2 separate regions of the Homo sapiens genome follow, and region 2 is linked to region 1. Evidence: chromatin loops called from intact Hi-C (ENCODE). Cell type or tissue: PC-9. All regions are shown on one strand. Each heading gives the region's core, and the rest is flanking DNA. Links, peaks and the distances in the headings are about the cores only. Region 1 holds the start of ZNF385C (zinc finger protein 385C). Region 2 holds the start of C17orf113 (chromosome 17 open reading frame 113).

Evidence for each region. A loop is a pair of places that touch in the nucleus more often than their neighbours do. Peaks named below come from ENCODE experiments on the same cell type or tissue, not always from the same donor. Only the 100,000 strongest peaks of a DNase experiment are listed, where the experiment ranks them.
Region 2: a loop joins it to region 1, with 4 times the contacts of the local background. A loop is called at or near these places in 77 of 110 quality-filtered maps.

What each region holds. Positions count from the first base shown.
Region 1 is chr17:42,096,981-42,105,299 of GRCh38, reverse strand. It overlaps ZNF385C (zinc finger protein 385C), which reads left to right and starts at 6,827. Exons shown (of 9, transcript NM_001392013.1): 1 at 6,827-6,890. It overlaps DHX58 (DExH-box helicase 58), which reads left to right. Exons shown (of 14, transcript NM_024119.3): 10 at 133-282; 11 at 373-534; 12 at 1,502-1,692; 13 at 2,988-3,084; 14 at 3,354-3,889. The coding sequence ends at 3,539. RefSeq lists an enhancer at 1-897. In PC-9, for the core only: a CTCF peak has its summit at 3,570 (motif pointing right); no DNase peak of the experiment used is centred there; H3K27me3 peaks cover 600 bases.
Region 2 is chr17:42,047,069-42,055,387 of GRCh38, reverse strand. The region is part of intron 2 of ZNF385C (zinc finger protein 385C); the gene reads left to right. C17orf113 (chromosome 17 open reading frame 113) reads left to right here and starts at 4,787. Exons shown (of 3, transcript NM_001358661.2): 1 at 4,787-4,831. RefSeq lists an enhancer at 3,508-4,009 and silencers at 4,629-4,698, 4,779-4,978. In PC-9, for the core only: CTCF peaks have their summits at 4,055, 4,349, 4,813, 5,249 and 1 weaker place; a DNase peak (open chromatin) is centred at 4,777; H3K4me3 peaks cover 1,773 bases; H3K27me3 peaks cover 2,148 bases.

The DNA.
Region 1 (8,319 bases), core at 318-8,317:
TTCAAGTACTCTAGGGAGATGGACCAAGATTGGGAGTGAGGGCTGAACCAGAAGAGGCTACTCTGGCAGGTGGAGTCAGTCTGAGCCTCCTCATGTACCAGCCTCTTTCTCCTCCCTGCCCTCCGCCTGCAGAGGGACCAGCAAGAAGTGATCCAGAAGTTCCAAGATGGAACCCTGAACCTTCTGGTGGCCACGAGTGTGGCGGAGGAGGGGCTGGACATCCCACATTGCAATGTGGTGGTGCGTTATGGGCTCTTGACCAATGAAATCTCCATGGTCCAGGTACTCACATCCTCCTCCACTCAGCCGCCCTTATAGGATCCTGTGTGGGGCCCCAGCCCAACTCAGGACACCCCTTGTCTCTCTTCCCAGGCCAGGGGCCGTGCCCGGGCCGATCAGAGTGTATACGCGTTTGTAGCAACTGAAGGTAGCCGGGAGCTGAAGCGGGAGCTGATCAACGAGGCGCTGGAGACGCTGATGGAGCAGGCAGTGGCTGCTGTGCAGAAAATGGACCAGGCCGAGTACCAGGCCAAGGTCTGCAGGCAGCCTGCATGCCCTGTGGGAGGGATGGGGAGGAGGGAGCCCCTCCCTGGCAGGTTTCTGACTGCACACATACGTCCCCCTGTCCCCTCTACATCTCGGGGCTAACTTTGGCCACCTAGGGAAGGTTTAAATAAGGGCCGGGGTGGGGCTGCCAGGGAAGGCAGTACCTGGACTCCAGAAGGCCTTGGGAACAGGCCTTGTCCAAGGCTCTTTATTTATCTTTGCCATGAGATACTTTATGTATCTGGAAGAGCTGCATTACAGCCTTTCTGGAACCAGGCAGAGGGGACAAGATAAGTCCACGTGCAGAAGATAAGCCCAGAACTAGGACTTATATCATCAGTTCCCCTGAGGCAGGGCCACCACCATCCTGCCTTGTCCAGGGTGCTCCCTGTTGTCCCAGCATAATTGTTAATGATGCCCCATGACAGATTCACAGAAGCAGCTTTGCCTAAAGTCCTTCAAGATTGAGCAGGAAAGCTTACCCCTCCCACTGTTGCCCCCGACTACTCATACTGTTTTTCTCCATAGCTGTTTTTTTTTTTTTCCCCGAGACGGAGTCTCACTCTGTCACCCAGGCTGGAGTGCATGGCACAATCTCCACCTCCTGGGCTCAAGCAATTCTCTTGCCTCAGCCTCCCGAGTAGCTGGGATTACAGGCATGCGCCACCATGCCCGGCTAATTTTGTATTTTCAGTAGAGATGGGGTTTCACCATGTTGCCCAGGCTGGTCTCGAACTCCTGACCTCGTGATCCACCCGCCTTGGCCTCCCAAAATGCTGGGATTACAGGCATGAGTTACTGCATCATCACAGCAATAGAGCTTCTTTTAAGCTCCAGGGAGGGTTAAGGAAAGTCTCTTCCAGGTACAAATGATCTTAGTTCTTTGGGAACCTTTTGTCCCCCAAGGAACGTTCTCTTAGGCCCCAGCCATGCCTGGTGTCTCCTCCCACCCCAGATCCGGGATCTGCAGCAGGCAGCCTTGACCAAGCGGGCGGCCCAGGCAGCCCAGCGGGAGAACCAGCGGCAGCAGTTCCCAGTGGAGCACGTGCAGCTACTCTGCATCAACTGCATGGTGGCTGTGGGCCATGGCAGCGACCTGCGGAAGGTGGAGGGCACCCACCATGTCAATGTGAACCCCAACTTCTCGTGAGACCTGTGGAAGGGGCTACTGGGATGGGGGCCTGGGAATCCTTCCCATCCAGACAGTGCTTTGAAGCTTTGGGAAGCTAAAGAGCATTGTAGCAAGTACTTTGCATTTTCACAATAATCTGGTTAGACAGGTTTTATCCCTGTCTCCATTTTACAGGCAAGGAAATAGAGGCTCAGAGAGGCTATGTGACTTGCCCAAGTTCCCACAGCCACTATCTGGTTGAGCAAGAACTGGAATTCAGGATACTAAGTGTCAAAAGACCACACATTGACCCTCTGGTCCTACCTATTCCGAAGATATCAAGAGAGCTTGGCCATCCCTGGGCCATCCTCCATCCACTATCTCCTAGAGAGTAACCTTCCCCCATCCTCCATCCATTCATTATGTTACCCTCTGTGTTCCGGGCCACTGTGCCAAGGATCTTCACACAGATTTTCTCAATTGAGGAGGTTGCATTTCAGCTAGGTCTCAATGGGTCTGGTTTGAATGTGAGCGAATGAGAAGGTAACCATGGAGGGCCAGGTGCAGTGGCTCACGCCTGTAATTCCAACACTTTGGGAGGCGGAGGTGGGTAGATCACTTGAGGTTAGGAGTTCAAGACCAGTCTGGCCAACATATTGAAACCCCTTCTCTACTAAAAAAAAATACAAAAATTAGCTGGGCGTGGTGGCCCATGCTTGTAATCCCAGCTACTTGGGTGGCTGAGGCATGAGAATCACTTGAACCCGGGAGGCAAGCCAAGATCGCACCACTGCACTCCAGCCTGGGCAATAGAGTGAGACTCTGCCTTTAAAAAAAAAAAAGCGACACCAGTTGACCTGAGTGGAAGGGACTGTGAATAATGAGATTTAGAAAAAGACAGACTAGCCCGTGGAAGATTTGAAAGGTCAGGTGTGAAAGTGTAGCCTTTATCCAGGAGGTTCCTCTTAGGAATCTTGGATAGATTTTAAGGAACAGAATGTCAGGGCAGATTTATATTTTTAGATCCCTCTAGCAGTTGGTGGAAGGATGGCTTGGGATTGGGAGTAAAAATGGAGGCAGAGAGACCCATAAGGAGACTGTGAAGACCAGGTAACCGATGCTGAGGCTTGAACCTGGGCACAAGGGAACGTGCGATGGAGGCCACACAGGTAGAACTCACCAAAGATTGGATTTCCTGGCCTGGGAAGTCTGTGCCTCTTAACCAGCAGGAAGGCCCAAGGTCCAGGCAGAGACTTGGCCGGCAGGAGGGCATGAGATCCGGGGCTGAGGAGGGTCAATGAGGGCTGTGGCCACCCCCCTTCCTCTCCAGGAACTACTATAATGTCTCCAGGGATCCTGTGGTCATCAACAAAGTCTTCAAGGACTGGAAGCCTGGGGGTGTCATCAGCTGCAGGAACTGTGGGGAGGTAAGAGCTTAGGCCACGTCCCAGGCCCCAGAGTCCTCAGCCCCAGTCTTCAGAGGCCCTCAGGGAGCCCTCACTAGGACACGGGAGACAGTCCCACCCCATGGCCTCCAGTCTGAAGAGGGAGGTCCAGCCCCTCCCTAAGGGAGCCCACAGTCTGTGACATCTCAGGTGGGAGGAAAAGGCCCTGTATTCAGGGAATTCCAACTTGAGGAGAGAAGCCCAGTCTGAGGCCAGAGACCCAGACCCTACCCTCTCTGTCTCACCTCCAGGTCTGGGGTCTGCAGATGATCTACAAGTCAGTGAAGCTGCCAGTGCTCAAAGTCCGCAGCATGCTGCTGGAGACCCCTCAGGGGCGGATCCAGGCCAAAAAGTGGTCCCGCGTGCCCTTCTCCGTGCCTGACTTTGACTTCCTGCAGCATTGTGCCGAGAACTTGTCGGACCTCTCCCTGGACTGACCACCTCATTGCTGCAGTGCCCGGTTTGGGCTGTAGGGGGCGGGAGAGTCTGCAGCAGACTCCAGGCCCCTCCTTCCTGAATCATCAGCTGTGGGCATCAGGCCCACCAGCCACACAGGAGTCCTGGGCACCCTGGCTTAGGCTCCCGCAATGGGAAAACAACCGGAGGGCCAGAGCTTAGTCCAGACCTACCTTGTACGCACATAGACATTTTCATATGCACTGGATGGAGTTAGGGAAACTGAGGCAAAAGAATTTGCCATACTGTACTCAGAATCACGACATTCCTTCCCTACCAAGGCCACTTCTATTTTTTGAGGCTCCTCATAAAAATAAATGAAAAAATGGGATAGAAAATGTGTGGTGTCTTAATTTTGTTGGAATATAATTGGTAGAAAATAAACTGCTTGTATAGTGTGCAATTGGGTACTTTTTTAAAATTGTTTTATTTTTTGACATGGAGTTTCACTCTTGTTGCCCAGGCTGGAGTACAGTCACACGATCTTGGCTCACTGCAACCTCCACCTCCTGAGTTCAAGCGATTCTCCTGCCTCAGCCTCCCAAGTAGCTGGGATTACAGGTGCCCGCCACCATGCCCAGCTAATTTCTTGTATTTTTAGTAGAGATGGGATTTCACCATGTTGGCCAGGTAGTTCTCAAACTCCTGACCTCAGGCGATCTGCCTGCCTCAGCCTCCCAAAGTGCTGAGATTACAAGCGTGAGCCACCATCCCTGGCCTGGATACATTTTAACATGCATATCCTCCACGATCAAGATAATGAACATAGCCATCACCCTCAAAATGTCCTGTTTCTTCCAGTGGAATTTTCAAAGAACAACAAAAGTTTCCTGGTTCCCCATTGAAATCCATACCTCTCACCCTTCCCCATCCAATGACCTGCTTTGTAATTTTTAGTGTTAAAAGTGTTTGGCTTTTTTGAGACAGTCTCACTCTGTCGCCCAGGCTGGAGTGCAGTGGCGCGATCTCAGCTCACTGCAACCTCTGCCTTCAGGGCTCAAGTGATCCTCCTGCCTCAGCCTCCCAAGTAGCTGGGATTACAGGTGCCTGCCACCATGCCTGGCTAATTTTTGTATTTTTGGTAGAGACAGGGTTTCGCCATGTTGCCCAACAGGCTGGTCTCAAACACCTGAGCTCAGGTGATCCACCCACCTCGGCCTCTTAAAGTACTGGGATTACATGCATGAGCCACTGGGCCCGGCCTTTTTTTTTTTGTTTTTGTTCTTATTTTGTTTTTGAGACAGGGACTCGCTCTGTCGCCCAAGCTAGAGTACCGTAGTACAATCATGGCTCACTTCAGCCTCAACCTCCCAGGCTTAAGCAATCCCCCCACCTCAACCTCCCTGGTACCTGGGACTACAGATGTATACCACCACACCTAATTTTTGGGGGGTAGAGGGGCAGTGTACAGACAAGTTCTCACTATGTTGCCTAGGCTGATCTCCAACTACTGGGCTCAGGTGATCCTCCCAAAGTGCTGGGATCACAGGTATGAGCCACTGTGCCTGACCTAGTGTTAAAAGTTTTAGGCCAGGCGCATTTTCTCACGCTTGTAATCCCAGCACTTTGGGAGGCCGAGGTGGGCAGATCACCTGGGGTCAGGGGTTGGAGACAAGCCTGGCCATTTCGGTGAAACCCCATCTCTACTAAAAATTACAAAAATTAGCCTCACATAGTGGCAGGCCCCTGTAATTCCAGCTACTCAGGAGGCTGAGGCAGGAGACTCACTTGAACCTGGGAGACGGAGTTTGCAGTGAGCCGAGATCATGCCACTGCACTGCAGCCTGGACAACACAGTAAGACTCCATCTCAAAAATAAAAAAATAAAAGAAGTTTTAAACACTCCTCTTTAATAGCCCTCCTAAGCCTTATTCATAAAGGGTATCAACAGTCTAAACTTGAGGCCCATCAAGAGTGTGAGGGCTTCCTGCTCCCCCTACCCCATAATAGCTTCCAACCCCGATATTCCCCTCTCCACCTTCCCTTAACCCTCAGATCATCTCCCCTAGGCTGGGGAAAGGCTGAGATCCAGGGTTTGAGGGGTGGGCTCAGGTAGGCACGGGGGTGGGGAAAATTACAAAGGCCTAAATTTTCTGTTCTCATTTTAACAAGAAAGAAAAAGAAAGGCAAGATCTAGGTTGCTTCATCAGGGAAAGGGCTATTTCTGTAGTACAAGGCCCAGCAGGCAGGAGACACCTTCAAGAGGAAGGGAGGGGGCTAGGGCAGAGATTTGAGAGCAGGATGGCAGTCCTTCCTGCCGTCCAACCTCCTTCCCTCCTGCTACATTCTTGGTTCTGTCCCCAGGTAGATGAGAAATGCACCCTGTCTTCTCCCAGCATTTTCTTTTTTCTGTAGGCCTCTTGTCTGATTGAGGGCTGAAATTCCCGTTCCCGTCTTTTTGGCTACCATCTCCCATAGACAGTGTACTTCTCTTTCCCAAGGCCCCCCTCTTCCTCCTCTCAAAGTGTCCTTGGCCCTGGATCCAGGAGTCTCCTTCCTCCTCCCTCCTGTCCCATCTCCAGCTGCCTTCCCGGGGGGAGAGTTGCCCATCCGCTCCCCACTTTGCCTTCAGTTAGTATACTGCCTGCCAGCAACGTGCCTTTTACAGGTCAATAAAATTAGCGACTGGGGGCAGAGGGAGGGGGCAGGGGCTCAGGGGTGCTAAGCTCAAAGGCCTTGAATGTGGCTAGACTCACGGAGTCAGGACGCCTGTCATTCCAGGGCTAAACAGTGACAGCTGGGGGACCTGGGCTGGCGCTGGGGGCGGAGGAGGGGCTGTGTGGCAGGGAGGGAGATGGGCTGAGGATAAAGATGGTCTGGTTGCCTAATGGCCCCCTCAGCGGCCTAAACCCCTACACAGCTGAGCCCTGGAGAGGGCACCCTTACTTTAGAGGAGTGTCCCGTCTCACACCCAACCCTGCCAGGCCCGAAGAGCTCAGATGGAAGGGGACTCAGGCCAGGAGAGGTTTCTGAGCTTTCTTCTTCGTGTGAGGGGTCTTTATATGAAGTCACCCTCTCCAGGGCATCTGGGCGAGGCTGTCTGAAGCGGGGAATTCCCACCCACCCCCCGCACCCCCTGGAGTCCTAACTTCCCAGCCTTCAGAACTCGAGCTCCGGGCCCTCCCTGTGGCTCAGATGCTCTCCCGGGACTTCCCACCTGAATGAGCCCGCGCACCCCACCGGCGGGGCCTCGAGGGAGGGGCCGGCCCGGCTCCCCCTCCCAGCCCCGCCCCTGCCCCGCCGGGCCCCGCCCCTCCCAGCCAGCCCCACACGCAGCGTTCCCAGCCAGGCGAGAGCAGGTGGCCGCGGCGGGCTCCGTCTCTGCCCCGCAGGTAAGACGGCGACGCGGGCTAGTCCACGCCGAGGACCTCGAGGGCAGCGCGGGAGAACGAGGCAGCCTCTTCCACCTGTCCGGTCCTCTCGCCTCAAAATTGGGGGACCCCAAGGGACAGTGAGGATATCCCTATCTCGGCTCTGAGCGCCGACGTTGGGCATCTGCTGGGCGGGACTGAACTCTGGGGCAGTTAGAGGGTCCTGGCTGGTTATCCCTGATGCCAGGCGGGCTCCAAAGGATGGAAAAGAAAGAGCCGGGCATTAGACACGCAGCTTTCTGGAGTGGGGCAGGTTGGGGATGGTGAGGACGGGGGTCCGGAGTAAGGAACCTCGTTGACTGAGAGTGCGCCATGCCTCATCCAAGGGCAGCCTCTTCCCCACCCTAGGGGGTGATGGCTTGACCCAAACTGGGCTTCTGTTCCGTGGGCTAATGAGGTAAAAGCCGCCGCATAGCTGAGCTGGGGCCTGGGATTTTCTAATGAGCCCCAGGGCACCTGCATCATTTATTTACATCTGGGTACAAGGGGGTGAGCAGGGGATTACCCCGATGGCCTAGGGAACCCGGAAAGTCTGGGAACTCAGTAGATCTTTTCTGTGTCTGTGTCACAGAGCCGGCTGGGGAAGGTGATCGCAGATGTGGCCTTATTGCAGACAGGGGAGCATTTGCACCCTCAGTGTTGGGATTTGGGCTGTAGGAAAGGGGTCCTGCCTCCCAGGACCTCGAGGAAGCCTTCCTGGAGGAGGAGGACCTGGGCTGACAGCTTGAATGTGATGCTCAGAGCTCTGAGCCACTAAGGAGAGGCAGCCTTTGGGTCTTGGTGCTGGGTTGAAGTAGAGCAGAGGACCCTGGATTATAGAACAAAGGGAAGTCAGGACATTGCTGTCTGGGTCCAGCTGGGACCCCAGGGACCTTCCTGAGATCATCGCAAGCCTTTGGACAGACACGGGTGACAATGGGGGGAGGGGGGCTTCCTTGTCTGTCTAGATTCCCCATTCCATTGCCTCATTTCACCACACAAACCATCAGAGGCAGAAGTTCGTTCTCATATCCGACCTTCATCCCTTCTGGGTCTGTGCCAGCTTCTTGCTTCTGGGAGGCCATGTGCTCTAGTGGAAAGAGTGGGGGCTTTGGGGTCAGTTAGAGCTGAGTTCTGACACCTCTACCTACTGCGTGACCTTGAACAAGTTTCTTAACCTCTTTGAGTTCACTTAATCACCTGTAAAATGGGGATAATAATAGAACCCACCTCATAGAGTGGCTGCAAGGGTTAAATGAGGGTACACATGTAGAGCGCTTAGCACAGTGCCTGGAGCCTGGCGAGGGCTCAGAAAGTACCAGTGTCCCCTCATGTGTGGGACAGCAAAGCCGATCTGCAGGGAGTGAGAGCGAGCAGGGGAGGGGGGAGTGGAAGGGTTTTTTTTTTTTTT
Region 2 (8,319 bases), core at 299-8,298, 50 kb after region 1:
AAAAGCAAGGCTGTCTGGGTACAGAATTAGGGGGCTTAGCTCAGATCCCTGCCCTGGAAGAAGACAAAGATTCTGTCTGTGTCTCTGGGTGGGTTAATTAGCTCTGGGCTTGAGTTTCCTTCCTCTCCCCACACAAACAACTCCTCCCCCCAGAGCCCCTTCCTAACAAACCTGTTTTCAGGAGCTGCCGCTGCCAACCCCTCCCAGATCTTCTTTGTGAATGTTGGCTGCTCCAGAGATTACAGGTTATTGTCTGGTGGAGACAGGATGCTGAGGGGGTCGGGGGCTAGCATCGGGACCTGGGCTTGGATGTAGGACTGGATCCAGCTGTGGGCTGGCTGCCTCCTTCCCCCACTCCACCCCCTCCCAGCCACCAGGTGCTCAGGTCGGTAAAGAGCCAGCTTTTAGGAAGAGGAGGGAGAGGAAGGAGTGAATGGAGAGGAGAAGAATGGGGCTGGGGGATCTTGGGTGGGCATGGGAGGGGTGTCAGGAGTTGTAGTGGATCAGGCCGGGTGCTGTGGCTCACACCTGTAATCCTAACACTTTGGGAGGCCAAGGCAGGTGGATCATTTGAGGTCAGGAGTTCGAGATCACCCTAGCCAACATGGTGAAACCTCCTCTCTACTAAAAATACAAAAATTAGCTGGGCATGGTGGCAGGCACCTGTAATCCCAGCTACTCTGGAGGCTGAGGCAGGAGAATTGCTTGAACCCGGGAGGCAGAGGTTGCAGTGAGCCAAGATCTTGCCACTGCACTCCAGCTTGGGTGACAGGGCGAAACACTGCTTCAGAAAAAAAAAAAAAAAGAAGTTCTAGTGGATCAGATAAACTCCCTCCTCTCCTTCCTGGCATCGCCCAGATAGCAGATCCAAGGGTCCAGGTACTAGACTAACAGTGGCAAGACACCTGGATCCCTGCTCCCCAAACCCTGCATGGCCAGTGCTCTTTGATAAAGTGGCAACACCTCTCTGAGGCTCAGTTTCCTCTTCAGCAACAGCAGTTAAACATAAGGGGATGGTGAGGAGAGGATGAGTGAGGCTGGGCAGGAAAACGGGCTCCTGCAGCAGCAAGTCCTGAGGCAAGAGGGCGGCAAGAGCCATCCAGCAGGCAGAGCAGGACCAGCAGCTCCTCCTTCCCTGGAGGTCCCTGTGGACAAAGTCAGTCCTTCCAACCCTTCACTTCAGTGTAAGAGGCCCCAGGCAAGGGAATCCTCTGTGAGTAGGGGGTGAGGGATGCTCCCCGATATCCTCCCCCAGTTCTTGGTCTGCACATTTGCCCCCACACTTCTCCCCTGGGGGAAGAACATGCCCTGTTCTTTCCACCTGTGGTTGGGATGGGGGAAACCAGAGAATGGGCAGCTCCTTCCTGGCAAAGAGAGACAGGGCCCAGGAACGACGCTGCTTTCCAGGCAGAACCAGGAGTCCCTCCCTCGCGCCCTCCCCTCCTGTCCCTCACATCCCCCCCTTCCCTCTGTCACTCTGGCTGGGTTTCATTTGCTCCTCGTTCTGCACTCCGCGGTGGTGCCTCCAAAGGCAGAGAATGCTCTTGGGTGAGTGCTGATGACGCCCGGGCTGGGAAGTGGGGAGAGGGCTTAGGTGAGGGTGGTCCTCTCCCCTCTCCCCAGCCCAATCCTTTCCTGCTATAGTTGGCCCCCAAAAGTTGTCTCTCAGAGACACCAGTAGCCAGTTACTCTCAACCCTTTTCCCAGGTGCAGAGCTGGGCAGGGAAGCCCCCACTCTGGCCGAGAACAAAGGTGAAAGAAAGGGTAGGAATGCTGGGGAGCTGGAGGTCCACCCTGCGGGAAACAGGGGTGCTGGACATCTGGGCAGATGCCTGTCCAGGGAGCCCATGTCAAAGGTTCCTTGTATCAGACCTCACCTTTAACTGCCTCTGAGGGGCCAGGGGAGGGGGAGACGTCCGAGGGGAGTGAAGAGAGAGCTGTTACTGCAGCACAGAAAGAGAGGGAAGCAGACAGAGGGGGACAGAAATCAGGGTGCCTCCTCCCTGAGATCCAGCCACTGCACTGGGGTCCAAATCAATGCTCCCCTCCCCCTCTTTATCTGTGGTCTCCCAGCTCACCTCTCCACACAGACGGTTGCCTGGCCTTTTTTGAGGGAGACAGCCATCACCCATCAAAGGCTATTTGGGGGAACCCTTTCCTTGGGGGCAAGGGCCTGGAGGCAGTGCGACTGGGGGCAGAGTTTATGTTGTGATTGGGCTTTGGAGTCTTCCTCCAGCTTGGGGGCAGTCTGCACATCCTGAGTGCTAGATGACCCAGAAGTGGCTTGGGGGCTCTGGAGAATGTGGGGAGGAACCCCCTGGCCATGGTGGGAGTGGGCATGCAGTGGGTCTTGGCTCAACCTCTCACTCTCCACTTTGGCTCTCTCTCCCCTGGACTCCCATATTCTTCGCAGAGTTTGGGTTTTTATCCATGATAGAAATGGCAGTGTCATTATTTGAGATGTGTTGTGTGCAGGCATGTGCTTCTGGGAGGACCCTATTGTCTGCCCCGTGACTTGGGGGTAGGGGGATGGGGAAAGAGTGGGAGAGAGACTCTGTTTGGAGATATGCTCTTTTAACTCCGATGCATTTAACTTTGTAAGGGGAGTGTGTGTGCACACCGGTCTCTGCATCTGCATATGGCTCTTTGTGTACATGCATCTATCTTTGTGAAGGTGTGTGCCACTGTGTGCCCATTGCTGTCCATGGTCTGTAACTGCATTTGTAGGAGTCTGTACGTTCATGTGCATCTGTCTCTCTGGGTATATGTATACACAAATATGTCTTTGTTGCTCGTGCCCATCTGTGTATGCATGCATGCTCTTGTGTGGCCAGTGTGCCTGCCTTTGCCTCCCAGCCAGCATGGGTATCTGTGTATCTTGGCATCAGTACCACCTCCATATGTATACACATCTCGTGTGTAGATAGAATACATGGTCTAAGTGTGGGGGGAGGTATGTATGTATGTGCCTTGATGTCTAAACCTGCCACTATCCATGGGTGATATGGGCCTCAGGTTGTGTGTCTCTGTGCTCGTGTGTGTGTGTCTGTCTGTCTGTCTTTTCCCATTATGGCAAAATAGCAGGATGTGGTTTTCCCAGATCTTCTCCCTTGGTGGCAGCCAGGGTGATGTTATTTCATAAGATTTCTGCTCTGTGCCCTGCCCCAGCCTCGGTTGGACCTTTGGGGGCAGCCTCTTCTTCTGTACTGGTCTGGCTTGCTCATACCTCTGACCACACCCCACCCTCTTGAGGCAGTTAGCTAATGAGCCATGGCTGCTCCAAGACACTTAAGGTGGCTGTTCCGCAGCAAAATGCCATCCAAGAAGACCTACCCCCAACCTGACCCTTTCAGGGTGCAGAATTCTAGACCTGAGGGCTGTGTGGTGCCACTCGGGGGCAGCTGTGGGGGCTGCAACATCTCCCTTCATTTGAGTGTAGCCAGGAGTCAGGCGGCCACACGTGTGTGTGCATGTGATTCGCGCTCCATCCCAGCAGCTCTGGGGCTGGGGTTCACAGTGAATGTCAGAGGCAGACGGTGGGTGGCACAGAGCAGTGCTGCATGGAGGATGCTGGGGCAGAGGAGTTCCCAGCAGCCACTGGTGGGGCTGGGACCTCAAATCAACATGCACCCTAGGCCTTTTGCAGAAGAGCAGCGTACCCAATTGTGAGGGGACTGGAAGGCATTTCTGGGTGACTTTGTGCTGTCTGGAAGGGGAGACTGGGTCATTGTCTGGACATGCCCTTGATCCACAGCAGCAGGCCAGCCCCCTCTCTGAATGGCCTCCACACCTAGCACCTCATTTGGTCTTCAGACCCATTTCTGTCCTGCCCTAGCCTCCTCCCCAAGTTGTAATTCCCACTTTACAGATGAGGAAACAGGCTCATAGCTAAGTGTCCAGTCCAAGGCCTCAGAGTTAAATATAACTGGAGCTCCATCCCAGGCCTCTGGACTCCACACCTCCACGTCTGCACATTCCTCTTGCAGGGAAGCTCCTCAATTCACCTCTCAGAGTAACGCAGACCGGGATGAGGGTCGGCTGTGTATCAGAGTTTTAGAAAAAGGTCACGCCAACCTCCCTCCCTCTTCCCCACTCTGTCAACCCCACTGCAAATAACTCACTAGGCTAAAACAATAAGCTTCCCAGTTCCAACTCCTCCGGAGGAGGCTTCCCACCAGGTGGGAAGGTCAAAATCCCCAGCATTCCCCTAGAGCCATCCAGCATCAGGCACTGCCCCCACCCACCCCAATTCTTCATGAACCTGCAGCGACCTGTCAACTTCCAGAGGAATCCTTGCTCTGCCATCCCACGGCCTGGAGTGCCCTTCCCCTAGTAAAAGTTCACTTACCCAGAATGCTGCGAACCCTAATTGACCCGCCCTGCAGACCTTCAGCTGGTCGCCCGCTCCTTCGTGATCCCAAAGCACTTGCTTCCAAACTCTCAGAACACTTTGCAGCCTCTACCGCGCTCTACCTGTCTGTGGCTTAGGCTGTGAGCCCCTCGAGGAACCCCGGATACATGCGCGGACCGAATGAACCCCGGCACCGCGCTGCCTGCGGTCTAGCCTCTGGCTCCTGCTGCCGCGCGTGGGGCGGCAGGGGCTGGGGGGTGGGGCCGGGGCCGGGCTGAGCGCGCTGGGCGGGAGGCGCCGCAGGTGGGCGCGGCCAGGTGAGCCCCGGGGGCGCCGCCCGCCCTGCCCGGGACCCTGGCCGGCGCTGGCTGCTGGCGCCTCTTCGCCCCCGTTGCCGCTAGTGGCTGCTGTCGCTCCGTGGAGCCCAAGGAGACCGCGGCCAGAGCGTCCACCGCCCAAGATGGTGGCTCCTGTGTCTCCGTGAGTGCGAGCGGACGGGGCGGGGGCGCCAGGCCGGGCTGGACGCCCCCTCCCGGAGCGGGCGGGACGGGCGGGCGGAGGCTCAGTGCCTCTGCGGGACCCACCGAGGGCTCTGTCACCGCGCGCCCCCCAGAGGAAGTTCCTCAGCCCTCCCCGTCCCAGCCCCCGGGAGGATGCGTGAGAAGAGGTGCAGGGGAGCCCCTTCTCACCAGGGCTGTCAGAGCAGGGGGCGCCCGGCCCTGTCTGCTGAGTGCTGGACTTCTCTTAGTGGGGTCCCAAAGCAAGGGGCCCCCAGGAGCCCGGGGAGGAGGCTCGGGACCCACATTCTGGGGCCACATGAATACTGTTTGAGGCTTACATGCCTTGGGGTCCTTGTCAAGTTGTTCCTGCTCCCATCCGGCTGGTCAGGGTGTGGAGAGAAATGAGAGGAGACCTGTGTCTGCAGCAAGTGTGCCCTCCTGGTCAGCCTTGGTCACAACTGGACCCATGGAGTTTTGTTTACACCTCACTCCACTCAGCCTGTTTCCTTGAGGTTGAGGTGGGGAGAATGTCAATGGAATTTGACCTGTTTATAGCAGCTCTGTCCAATAGAACTTTCTGGGATGATGTAAATGTGCTGTCCAATGCAATAGCCACTAGCCACATTGGCTACTAAGCACTTGAAAAGTGCCTAGTGTGAGCTGAATGCTAATGTTTTATTTAATTCTAAGTAATTTAAACAGCTGCATTTACAATAGCTGCAGTGGCCAGTGGCTGCTGTGTTGGACAGAGCCGTTTTAGAATCTCCACCTTCCTGGGCTCTACCTACCTGCCTTTTGTTCTGCAGAATGGGCAGGATAGGCAGCTTCGATGTACATGGAAAGGATCTGACAAAATTCCAGAAGGGCATCACCTTGCTTTTGCACCCCTCTGCCCCCATTCTGAGATCCTGTGCATAGTGGGCTGGGCAAGGTCATAGAATCACAGGATCTTGGGAGGAAAGGATGTCAAAGGCAGCTGTTTTAATCACCTAAAAGGTGCCCAAGGGCTGGCTCCACTGCCCTCTCTGCCTGGGAACCTGCTCTTTCTTATTCACTGCCCAACTGTGTGGTGCACTTGCTGGGTGTCAGGCACTGTACCCATCTCTGGGATTCAGACATGAAGAAGTTAGTTACCTTTCCTGCCCTCAGGGAACGTGCATGAGAAGGGGGGTGGAGAGAGGATGAAGCAAGAGAACTACACAGATAGAAGCAGAGATTTGTAATCTGTGGAGCATGGAATGGAGAGAACAAACAGGGAGCAATGACAGAAAAGAAGGGACTTCCTGGGAATGGATGGTTAAGCTAAGGCCAAAGGGGAAATGAAACAGGCCAGGTAAAGCATTGGGAGGGCAGCTGGGAATATTCTGGAAGAAGGGACAGCACGGGCAAAGGACCCGGGGGATGGGAACCTGGCACTCTGGAGGAACCCAGAGAGAAGGGTGGTGTTACTAGGAAGGAAGGGAGACACAAGTGGCCACCAGAGAGGTCAGTAGCCCTGGGCATTTGGCAGACCTCAAAGGAATTCTGGCACTGGCCTTAGAGGAGTGGGTGGTTGTGGAGGGGTCTAAAGCAGTATTTTTGTTTTTTTTTTTTTTGAGATGGAGTCTTGCTCTGTCTCCCAGGCTGGAGTGCGGTGGCATGATCTCGGCTCACTAAAGTGGTATATTTTTAAAAGCCCCCCTCTGGTTAAGAGAGGTTAAGAATGGAAACCCAGTGTGCAGTCAGGAAGCAACTGCACTCGTCCAGGCAAAAGATAAAGGTGGCCTGGACAAGGCCGCCAGGCAGTGGTGTGGAGAGAAGGGACAAGTTAGAAGTGGATTTTGGAGGAAGAATCAACAAGACCTATGGATGGAGCAGGTTCTGGATGTAGAAGAGAACAGGGATTGAAGGGCAGGTTTCTGGACAGGGCACCTAGGAAGAAGGATGGATTTCATTTCCTGAGACAGGGATGATTGGGAGAGGGGCATATTTGCTTTTGTTTTTGTTTTTAGAGACAGGGTCTCGCTGTGTCACCCAGGGTGGCTGGAGTACAGTGATGTGATCACAGTTCACTGCAGTCTCAAACTCGGGCTCAAGTGATCCTCCTGCCTCAGCTTCCCGAGTAGCTGGGACTATAGGCATATGCCACCATGACCGGCTAATTTTTTTTTTTTTTTTTTTGGTAAAGACAGGTTCTCCCTATGTTGCCCAGGCTGGTCTCAAACTCATGGGCTCAAGCAGTCCTCCCACCTCAGCCTCCCAAAAATGCTAGGATTACAGGTGTGAGCCACCACATCCAGCCAAGAATGGCATATTTATAAGGATAGATCAACAGTTCTGTCTAGGAACAGGCCGGGGAGGCAGCTGGATGGAGTGGTGTGGTGCCCAGGCTGGGTTTGTGTATTTCCCAGTGGTCTGCAGAGATGGTTCTGAAATGTTAGACAATTTGAAGTTGGGAAGGGGGGGAGGAGATGACCTCCAGAGGCCAAGGAGTGATGGACAGAGGAAGGAAAACCAAGGAACATGGGATCCTAGAAGCCAAGAGAAAAGAGGATTCCAAGGAGGGTGTGGTGAGCATCACCAAGTGCCACTCAAGAGTCCCAAGGGCCAGGCACGGTGGCTCACACCTATAATCCCAGCACTTTGGGAGGCTGAGGCGGGCAGATCACGAGGTCAGGAGTTCGAGACCAGCCTGACCAACACGGTGAAACCCTGTCTCTACTAAAAATACAAAAAATTAGCTGGGCATGGTGGTGCGCGCCTGTAATCCCAGCTACTCAGGAGGCTGAGGCAGGAGAATCGCTTGAACCCAGGAGGCGGAGGTTGCAGTGAGCCGAGATCACACCACTACACTCCAGACTGGGCAACAGAGCAAGACTCTGTCTCGAAAAAAAAAAAGTCCCAAGGAAGAGGGCCAAGAAGTTACGATTGCATCTGGCAGCCTTTCCTTGCACCAAACCAGCCGGCCCTGGAACTCTCCTCATCTGCCCTTGTTTTACCCACCTACTATGTGCTGGTTCCACACAGGGCACTGGTATACATGTCAAGTGGACAAGACAGTTACTGCAGTCTCAGAGCTTCAGATCGTCTAATTGGGCCAGGCGCCTGTAATCCCAGCACTTTGGGAGGCTGAGATGGGCGGATCATCTGAGGTCGGGAGTTCGAGATCAGCCTGGTCAACACGGTGAAACCCCGTCTCTACTAAAAATTCAAAAAAATTAGCCGGGGCCAGGCGCAGTGGCTCACACCTGTAATCCCAGCACTTTGGGAGGCTGAAGCGGGCGGATCACGAGGTCAGGAGATCAAGACCATCCTGGCTAACATGGTGAAACCCTGTCTCTACTAAAAATACAAAAAAATTAGCCGGGCATGGTGGCGGGCACCTGTAGTCCCAGCTACTCAGGAGGCTGAGGCAGGAGAATGGCGTGAACCCGGGAGGTGGGGTTTGCAGTGAGCCGAGATCGCGCCACTGCGCTCCAGCCTGGGTGA